2 separate regions of the Homo sapiens genome follow, and region 1 is linked to region 2. A link is an interaction called in ENCODE POLR2A ChIA-PET data of the cell type or tissue named here. Cell type or tissue: PC-3. All regions are shown on one strand. Each heading gives the region's core, and the rest is flanking DNA. Links, peaks and the distances in the headings are about the cores only.

The links. Peaks named below come from ENCODE experiments on the same cell type or tissue, not always from the same donor. Only the 100,000 strongest peaks of a DNase experiment are listed, where the experiment ranks them.
Region 1: POLR2A ChIA-PET joins it to region 2 with 5 read pairs; 1 of 35 experiments calls an interaction of 5 or more read pairs at or near these places.

The regions. Positions count from the first base shown.
Region 1 is chr5:9,314,365-9,319,748 of GRCh38, reverse strand. SEMA5A (semaphorin 5A) reads left to right here. Exons shown (of 23, transcript NM_003966.3): 5 at 1,332-1,377. Among named protein-coding and RNA genes, the nearest start is that of SEMA5A-AS1, 190 kb to the left of the region's middle. In PC-3, for the core only: no CTCF peak of the experiment used is centred there; a DNase peak (open chromatin) is centred at 2,828.
Region 2 is chr5:10,632,526-10,637,909 of GRCh38, reverse strand. All of the region lies in intron 2 of ANKRD33B (ankyrin repeat domain 33B), which reads right to left. Among named protein-coding and RNA genes, the nearest start is that of ANKRD33B, 71 kb to the right of the region's middle. RefSeq lists enhancers at 208-940, 1,514-1,833, 3,726-3,805, 5,236-5,305, 5,326-5,384 and silencers at 2,474-2,603, 4,056-4,145. In PC-3, for the core only: no CTCF peak of the experiment used is centred there; a DNase peak (open chromatin) is centred at 2,439; H3K27ac peaks cover 453 bases.

The sequences.
Region 1 (5,384 bases), core at 285-5,284, 1.3 Mb after region 2:
ATAACAGCATCCTTGGCTTCTTGGAGATCCCACCTCGTGCTCATTTGCATCTTAGAGTTTGCTTACCATTATGTGCCAGCATGTTCTTGACATTATTATTTGCACTTAGGCTGGCTTTCTCCTCCCTTCCTCTTTGGGGTGCTGCTGGTGCACATCCCCGCCCCATCTTCCCATTTACATGATGCCAGGATTTCAGTTAGAGGCTGAAGCAAAGAATACTGAGGTAGGTTAATGAGTTGTTTCTAAAACCTACAACACTAGAGTCCAAAGCCCAGTGTAACTAATCTATCTTTTTTCTGTGTCCTCTACTGATCTCCACTGCATGTTTCACTATTCTTCCCCTTCTTTGTTGAAATTGATATTTTACTTTTCTCTAATTTCCTATTTTATACTTGGGCAGTGAAACTTGACTCTTTGAAGCCCTTGATGTCATCAGTTTCCTTTGGGCAGACCACCAAGTTCATGTTTCTTTTCTTTTCTTTTTAAACCAAATCCTATATAATGCAAGTTATATTTATGTATTTATTATTTATTTATTTATTTTTGAGACAGGGTCTCGCCCTGTCACCCTGGCTGAACTGCAGTGGTGTGATCACAGCTTACTGCAACCTCCACCTCCCAGGACCAAAGCATCCTCCTGCCTCAGCCTCCTGAGTAGCTGGGACTATAGGCATAAGCCAATATGCCTGGATAACTTTTGTATTTTTTGTAGAGACAGATTTTGCCATGGTTCCCAGGAGCCTGGCAACCTCTGCCTCTCAGGATCAAAATATCCTCCTGCCTCAGCCTCCCAAAGTGCTGGGATTACAGGTGTGAACCACCATGCCGGGCCCAAGTTCATATTTCTAAACGTTTATTACGTACTGAATCCATCTTACAAGGTAGAGTACTGTGAACCTCAGAGCATTGCTTGAATTCAAAATCTTAATTATAAAACATGGTGAATTTAGGTGATAATTATAAAGGAAGACCTATGAGGAATAGTTGTACATCATCTTAAGTAAAAGAGTTTCAGAATGGAATGCCCATGTCCTTTTATTTATTCCATATAGATCAAGAGATCCAGTTAATGACTTACACTTACCGTAAGTATGTACAGACACACCCCACTTATTCGTTAGCTTTCTCACCAATCTCTAATGTGTATTTGTTGACCTCTTGAATTCCTCTTTGTACTCTAAGATCCAAGGAAAGTAGTGCTGAACATATTCTTAGAAAGAAGATGCTTTTGAAGTCAAAATTATTATTTTCTTTGTTCTTGAAATTTTTATAAACTCTTAACTTTCTGTGATCTATTAAAAATAAAACTGCTCTGTTTTTGTATTTTGCAGAAACTACCTCTTCAGGTTACAGCTTGAGGATCTGTCTCTTATCCAGGTAGGTGCAATTTATTTTTCTCAAGCTTTCATTTTCCATCCCAATTAACTCACTGTTTGAGGGGATGAAGACAGATGCATGTAAAGGTGTTAATCCAGCCTGAGCAGGGGCTCGTTTCCTCAGCAGGTCAGGCCACGGGACTAAGGCGGCCCTACTTGTTACGAGTCATTACCTCCCTTAATTCCTGATTAGCCTTTTCCTCCTGTCAGGTGGCCCTGTTTGTTCCGTGGATGTGATCCTGATTTGTCCTTCCTTAGATGACAGACCATTCAAGGAACATTGCTTCAAAGCCTGGACACATTCCTTCCCCCACAGTTACAGCAATCATCGATTATTTAGTTTGATGCATCCGGGCATCAATTTCTTGTAAAACAGCTTTGTTTCCTCTTTATAATTTATATTAACATAAATATGAATACTTGGGTTAAAAGCTATCTATAACAAAGAATAAAGGGAAATAGATCAAAATGAAATTTACCTACTTCTGTTGTTGCGGTTTGAACAATGGACCTGAGATCTTGTACTTAAATGAAGTATTTATTTTAGTAGCAGATCTGAGTCACAAAAGCCCACTTTTCCCTCTAGTCTTTAAAAAGTGTCTCCTAGAAAATAAGAGAGTTAAGACACAAATATCTTCTTCACCAAGATTCTGGAACTCCCTACAGACTATGCCAGAATCTTCGGGCTGTGTAGAGTTTGGAAAAAGTTCTTCAACCAATTTTCGTCTCACTCTCATGTGCTAGAGCTCTAAGAGGTGATTGGAGAGGATTTTATATTATTTTATTCTCTCTTTAATGCTGCTGCTTGTGAACATTTAGGGAACTTCAGAGCTAGGTTTTAATATTAAATCTATCTTTTACTTAGCAAGGTGTTAAAATCAGCCAATCCCCTGATCAAAGCTAATATTGATAAAAAGCAAGGGCTTTGAAGACACATCAACCTGATTTGTGATCTAGTTCCATGACTTCTAGGAATTATTGGTTCCTCATCTGTGAAATGGTCACAAATCACTGCCAACTCCATACTAGCATGGCGAAAAATAAGTAAGACGTTCAAAAGAGATAAAACATTGCAATTTATCAAGAATTTTCTATTATTCTTGATTTTTTAAAGTGATGATAATAAATAATAAATCTCCATTATAATAGTTTTATCACAATTGACAATAAATTGTCTTTCCACTGCAATTTAGTACATAACTGGAGTCTTTCATTGAGCTAATTGAGTGGTAAAATTATGAATTTATTATTAAGGAATCAGAATGATCAGCAATTTGAAGACATTACCTTCAGTGAAATAATCCAGGCACAGAAAGACAAAACTGCAAGATCTCACTTATGTGTGAAATCTAAAAAGACAAACTCTTAGGAGCAGAGAGTGGACTGGTGGTTTCCAGGGGCCCAGAAGGTCAGGGAAGGTGTTAGGGAGATGTTGGCCACAGAACAAGAAATTCCAGTTAGACAAAGGAATAAGTTAAAGAGATCCATTGTATGACATGGTGACTATAACTACTAACAATGTACTATGTGCTTGAAAATTGCTAACAGAGTAGATTTCAAGTGTTCTCAACACCAAAATAAATAAATAAATAAATAAAGTATGTGAGATACCTGCATATTAATTAGCTTGATTTAGCCATTCCACAACGTATACGTATATCAAAGTGACATGTTGTACACTATCAATATATATAATTTTTATTTGCTAATTAAAAAAAGAATGATCAACAATTTAATCATAATGCCATTTTAAAGATTGTTTTAGATAACCTTTTCTAAAATATATATCGTTTAGTAGATAGAAACTACATATTATACTCATTTTGATTCTCATGGTATACTCTCTGGCATATCACTTGTGTTAAAAAGTGAGGTTTTGTAGGTCTGTGTGTGCACAAACATATATTTACATATACGCATTCATTTCTTTTTAAATTTGCTAGCTCCGTCAGCTGAGAGGGTTTAGAAGTATTCTTAGTAGCAGTGAACACACTTGATACATGTTACTTTGTTTCTAAACTTAATTCTCCATGAAAACAAACGAAGGATTTTTTTGAGAAGTGACTTAATCTAGAATTGGGCAAGGAGAACTCAGATAAGACTGGAAGAGCTTGTTGTTTCAGAAATTAAGGAAAATATTTAAAGAATGATGAGGGTGTGTCATAAGAAACTAGGAGCCAGCTTGAAGTGGGCTCGCTGAAGAAATCTGGGGCAATTTGATTGTCAAAATAGATAATGCCAGAGGTAGATTATAACACATTGAATAACATAAGAATCCATGAGTAGATGCTAACATAAAACATAAATAAATGAGTAAACAAATGCCAACTAATGAATATTGAAGGAATAATTTGATTAGGAGATTATGATTTGGCAACCATTATACTAAAAATCGATTTAGGCAAAAGTGATCAATAGATGCTAATTTATGGGTCAGAGTTTGATGACAGCCAGGATATTTATTCATGGTAGTCTTAAAGTACTTACCTATATGATACTTATTAATTACAACAGGAAAACTTATAACTTGATAGTAAAGAAATCTGGCAAATAGCCCATGACCAAATAGTCAAAGGTCAAGGGGAACTTCACCAGCAATGGGACAGAGTTCAGTGATTTGATGCACAGAGGACGCAGCAAGATGTCCTTGATATTTCAGCCAAAAATTATAACCAAAATTATAACTAATAACTTTATCATGAGGAACCATCAGATACACTGAGGGACATCCTACAAAAAACTGGCCTCTACCCTTCAGATATCACGAAGTCATGAAAGGTATGAAAAAAGAAGAAATAATAAAGAGCTCTTCCATCATAAAGCTCAACAAATAGACATGGGGATCAAATGCAATACTTGACCCAAATTGAATCTTGCAGCAGATATATTTTTTCTTACTATAAAGGACATTATTTGGACAACTGGAGAAATTCAAATGTCTGGATAAGATAGTAGAAATGTATTAATATTAATTTGTTGATTTTGATAACTGTAATATAGGAGAATGTCATTGTTTTTTGGAAAAGCATGCTAAAAGATATAGGGATAATGGATATCATTTCTGTAACTTATATCAAAATAGCTTTTAAAATTGTTATACACATACATACATAGAAGCTATACACATGTGCAGAGGCAAATATAATAAAGCAAATATGATACAGTGTTAACAGGGGAATCTAGGTGAAGGGCTTATGAGAGTCTATTGTGATATTTTTGCAAATTTTACTGACATGATGTCCAAATAAATAGATGCAAAAAAGTGAGGAGATGTATTTCCATTAACTCATGTGTATATATTTTTGTGAGGTCAAGGAAACTGATTGTACTTTTCTCATCATTGCCTCCTTGGTCTTGGCTGCCTTCGGTGGAAATCAGGTTGCAATTATTGATGGGATTGATGAGCTGTTACTGAAGTATAGGATGCCCATCAGTACCACCACGTGGTGAGAGCTTAGTCTACTGACATAGCACCAAGCAAGAAGACGTGACTTTTTGAACTGTGGTTTTAAAAATGCGGCTCTAATGATAGAGGTCAGACTGCTGTACCATTGGTGCAAAGCAGGGCAATTCTGCTTTTTCATATTATGTGGCTGTGTACGGAGTTCTGTAGCCTACTGTTTACTTAGTCTGGAGAGAGAAGGCTGGCAATTCATGACACACTTTTTTTTTTTATATCACGTGTCTCCAGCAAAGAGGCCTTGTTGGTTTCTATGAATATTTTATTTTAATTTACATGACAGTTCCCAAGTATAACAGAAAGGAATAAGCACACTGGTAGACAAAGGGTCTTATAACAGTGCCGTCTGATAGAAGCACCATGTGAGCCAAATAGGTAATTTAAGATGATCTGCTAGGCACACTGAAAAAAGTACAAAGAAGCAAGGGAAATGACTACTAACAGTATATTTTACTACCTCAATATATCCAAAATATTTTAATTTCAGCATAGAATCATTGTAAGAAATTAATGATCTGTTGCACTTTTTTTTTTTTTTTCTGGAACTC
Region 2 (5,384 bases), core at 190-5,189:
TGTGTGAGTTTTTCTCGGACCCCAAGACAGAATTCTCCTGGAGCCCAGGAAACAGAGGAAAGGAGAAGGCACCGCCCTGGCTGCAGCGCTGCTGTTTTGGGTTCTTGCAGGTCCCCTTCGGCAAAGCACTCGAGGGAGGAGCTGTCCCATTACACTACTGGGGGTGGATGTGGGGGGCAGGGACGCTGCGGGCAGGTAGGGAGCGCAGCCTCAGACAGCCAATGAGGGCAGGAAGCCTCAACTCCCAGCAGGAGACGCCCGTGCAAACAGATGCAAAGCTGCAAATGAGCTTCAGAACCGCTTCCAAGTGCTCCAGAGCTGCAGGGAGGAAAAAGTCATCATCATAGCAATAGGACAGTGCCAATTCACGCTGGCACCCTGTTCCCACCCAGAAGCAGGAGTCTCTCTCTCCACCCTTACCCACCACCACCCCTCCCCCCGCCGCCGTGTGTGTGTGTGTGTGTGTGTGTGTGTGTGTGTGTGTCTAACTACCTACGCCCACACACATCCCACAGAGTGTCGCAGGCAAGGCCCTCAGCTATAAAGCAAAGCAGGTAAGGAGATGTCTCAGAGAACACAGATTTCTCCCCTTTCTCACCTTGCACCTCCAAAAAGGATCTAACTTTCTGCTCATTCCCAGGCACGCCCATGGTGCTCTCAGTTAATGGTGAATAAGGAGAATGTCACAGCAACAGTGCTGTTTCCAGGATTCTCCCATGGAAAACCAAAATGGAGTGGGAGAGCATCCTCTTGGGTCAACTGTCCATGCCACCTGATGCCGGCTAGCTCATAAGTCCTTGTGTGAATACATCTCCCCCTCCCCCACTTCAGTGTCCTGGAGCAGGGTCCGTCCCAGCCTTGGCACAGTCGGCACAGGGGGCCGCATGACTCTTGGTTGTGGGGACTGCCCTGTGCACTGCAGGACACTAGGCAGATCCCTGGTCTCTACCCGATAGATGCCAGTAGCAACCACCCCCACTCCCGCATAGGTTGTGACAACCAAAACTGTGTCCAGACACCACCAAACCGCCATCGGTGGGGCAAGAACACCCCAGGTGAGAACCACTGTCCCCGAAGCTCAGACTTCACTCCTTCGTGACCAACCACACCTGGTGGAAAGAGCTTCCTTCCTCTCTCCCTCTGCTGCACCCTCCCCTGAGCTGCCACCTCCATCCAGGCCCCTGCTGATGAGGTCTGAAACTCTTGGGAATATGAGCAATCTGCCCGAGTCTCTCCTCCTGAACCCCAGGGGAGGTGCTGGGTACCCAGTTCCCATCCTTTTTGTTTATTTAAGAGATGGAGTCTCTCTTTGTCACTCACACTGGAGTGCAGGAGCACGATCATAGCTCACTGTAGTGTGGACCTCCTGGGCTCAAGAGATCCTCCCTCCTCAGCCTCCCAAGTAGCTGGGCTCACAGGCGAGCATCATCATGCCCAGCTAATTAAAAAAAATTTTTTTTTGTAGAGATGGGATCTCCCAACGTTGCCGAGGCTGGTCTCAAACTCCTGCATTCAAGCAGTTCTCCTGCCTCAGCCTCCCAAAGTGCTGGGATTCCAGGTGTGAGCCACTGTGTCTGGCCACAGTCCCCATTCTTATGCACCGATGACGCAGTGCTCAGAAATCCCCACTTATTCATTCCAACTCAAGCATGTTCCTTTCAGCCCCCACTGTCGCAGCTGCAGGGGCCTCGTGGACATTTCTATGCACTCTCTCCTTAACTTGGCATCACCTCCCTCCCCCCAGGAACACCTGAATCATGGAGAAGCCGGGCCCTGGGCCCAGAATCTCCACAGGCATCTGGTTTGCACAGAAACTTCCAATGGGTGGCACTGCCTGAGATTTGGGATGGGAGAGAGGTGGCAAGGACATCACTCTGGGGTCGGGCAGGCATGAGACCTGAGGTGCCTCCCCAGCCCAGCCCACCTCTGCAGACAGAATACTACGTGAGCATGACGCTGCAGCAGCCTCCAGGATTCCCCGCTGCGGCTGAGATCTCCAGTAGGCAGGGCTGGGCGCCCTTGGCCTCTGCTCCCCTAGCCCCTTCAGTTCAGCAAATCCAATATGAAACCCTCCGATATATCAAGTGGCTTCTGTCTCCCCAGCCACACCCTGAGGGATAGTACTGCCGGGGTTGGAACCCAGTTTCCTCCTTTGAGGGCCACTCCAGGCTGCTGCCTCACCAGTATGAAATCCTGTGGGTTTGCTCTTCATCAATCCAAAAGAAGAAGGAACAGGCAACCAAAATCAGGGGTGAACTCTCCTGAGGAGCAAGCTCGCCATTGACCTCAGCCCATCTCCTGAGCTCTCCACAAATGTGAAAAGGGGAACCATGTATCTTTTTGAAAAGGAAGCCCTGATGAGTCTAACAGTGTTCAGGTTATAAGCAGGAAACAAAGGGTACGATCCCCTCGCTGCGTGACTCACAGCCAGTCGCTGGTGCTTTTTTGACTCATTTACACCACATTGCTCTCCCTCGTCCTTTACTATGTGCGGGGAGGGGCTAAGGCCAGCTGTCAGGTACCCAGAGCTGCTGAATTACTCTCAACTGGGTGGTATGGGAAGGTGGGGGAATCCTTTGATCTCAGTTTGGTTTATGGTCCAGTTAAATGCTTGGCGGCACCTGTCAGTTAGATTTAACCAGGGGCATAGTAAAATGAATTGCAATTCCTTTGGAGCCATTTCTTTAAACTGTGAAATAGCGTGTCCGTCACAATCTTCTGCAGGATGTTCCTTTGCACTGATATATCCTCAGCACTTTGAACAGGTGGAAAGAGGAAAAACTCAAAGTCCACAGAGCAAACCACCCATTATATAGATCTGTTCTGCGTATTATGTTGAGTCCAGAAAAACCAACATGCAGTCAACTTGTTCTGACTACAGGCCTGAGCTTTCGATGATCCAAGAAATCACGCCCTGCTTCCCACGGGTTTTCCCAGGATGGCAGAATAATACCTCTCATCACACAGATGACCCCATTCAATGGAAATCAAAGGTGGACCCAATACTTCTAAGAATGTATAAGTATTAACCTTTCTTCTTTAAAAACCATGATGAGTAACCAAAAGGAGCTTTCCTTTTCTTTACATATATGAGACACACAGCCTTCCTTGCACAAGGGAACCCAAACACACGCCATATTGAAATCTAGTTTGAGGCCAGGTGCAGTGGCTCACTCCTGTAATCCCAGCACTTTGGGAGGCCAAGGCAGGCAGATCACTTGAGGCCAGGAGTTCAAGACCGGCCTGGGCAACATAGTGCCTGTCTCTACTAAAAATACAAAAATTAGCTGGGTGTGCTGGTGCATGCCTATATTCTCAGCTACTCAGGAGGTTGAGGCAGGAGCATTGCTTGAACCCAGGAGGTGGAGGTTGCAGTGAGCTAAGATCACACCACTGAACTCCAGCCTGGACGACAGAGTGAGACCCTGTCTCAAAAAAAAAAAAGAAAAAAATCTAGTTTGAGCCCAGTCCAACTTGGACATTATGGAATCGGACTTGGTTCCTGAAATCCTCAGAGAAGCCCTTTTAAAGGGTAGGTTCACCTAGAGAACCCCAGAACACCCCCTCTCCACCAATAAGCCCTACCCTGCTTAAGAGAGGGTCACAAGTGACCCAGGGAGGAAGTGAATTTGAATGAAATCGCGTCACTGGAACATAGTGTAGACAATGAGCTCAGTACTGAAGAGAGCTGGCTCTGAGAACAGCCAGGTTCAAGGCCCAGGCCTGCCACTCAGAATCCGGGTGTCTTTTGGAAGTCAGCTTTTCCATATCTGTAAAATGAGGGATAATATCAACCTCCCATTTGTGAAAATTATAGGAGACAATCTGTGTGTAAAAGGTGCCCAGCAGAATAGAAAAATCTGGAAGAAAAATTCTGAATAATCCAGGCAGGCACTCCACTCTCAAGGGGCTAGAACGTGTTCCCCCCTCCTTAACCCGCGGGCTGCGTGCACTGACTTCCTGTGAAAGACTATTACACGGAAACGGGGGAGGAGGGAGAGAACCTCACAGTGGAGAAATCTGCTAACATGACCTCAGCCAGGTGACCAAGGCCCATCAGCCCTTTATCGGGCGTCTTCCTCCAAAAACTCATAACTCCAGTCTCATCACAAGAAAAGCATCAGGCACGTCCAAATTAAGGAACATTCTGCAATGTACCTGACCAGTCCTCCTCAAAACTGTCGAGGTCATGAAAAACAAGAGAAGTCTGAGAAGCTCACAGCCAAGAGGAGCCTGAGGAGCCATGAGTGCTAAATGCCACATGCGATCCTGCAACAGAAAAAGGAAATCCGGGAAACGCTGAGGAAATCCGAATAAAGAACGGACTTCAGTTAATAATGGTGAATTGACACGCGTCCATTCATTGTGTTCAGCGCGTCACGGACGTCAGATCTTAACAACAGAGGGAACCAGTGTGAGGCACACAGGCATTCTCTGTACAGTGTTTGTGGTTTCTCTGTAAACATAAACTATTCTCAAATCAAAAGTTTATTTTAAAAAAAGAGGAGATAGGCTTGGCGCAGTGGCGCACGCCTGTAATCCCAGCACTCTGGGAGGCCGAGGCGGGTGGATCACGTGGCCAAGAGATCACACCGTCCTGGCCAACATGGTGAAACCCCATCTCTACTAAAAATATAAAAATTAGCTGGGCGTGGTGGCGTGCACCTGTAGTCCCAGTTACTCCGGAGGCTGAGGCAGGAGAATTGCTTGAACCCAGGAGGTGGAGGTTGCGGTGAGCCAAGATTGCATCACTGCACTCCAGCCTGGTGACAGAGCAAGACCCCATCTCAAAAAGAAAAAAAAAAAAAAAAAGAGGAGAACTGGCTGGGCATGGTGGCTCACGCCTGTAATCCTAGCACTTTGGGAGGCTGAGGGGGGTGGATCACCTGAGGTCAGGAGTTCAAGACCAGCCTGGCCAACATGGGGAAACCCCATCTCTACTAAAAATAGAAAAATTAGCTGGGAGTGGTGGCGGGTGCCTGTAATCCCAGCTACTCGGGAGGCTGAGGCAGGAGAATCACTTGAAACCAGGAGGAGGAGGTTGCAGTGAGCAGAGATCATGCCACTGTACTCCAGCCTGGGCAACAGAGCAAGACACTGTCTCAAAATAAATACATAAATAAAAATAAAAATAAAAAAGGGGAAACTAGCATAGAGCCGTTCAAAAAGAGTGCAAGGTCAGGACCATGATTCACAGCTGGCTGTGCGGCCTGGTGTGGGGCCTCTCCACCCTGGACCTGAGGCTCTCCCAGTGGTGGGGAGCTCACCAGGAAGCCACGGGAGCATTCAGGAGGCAGAGATGGAGCCCAGCCCCCAACCCCGGGCAGGAGGAGGGAGAGGAGTGCTTGATTCAGAGAGCTCCTAAATGAGTGGATGGACAGGTC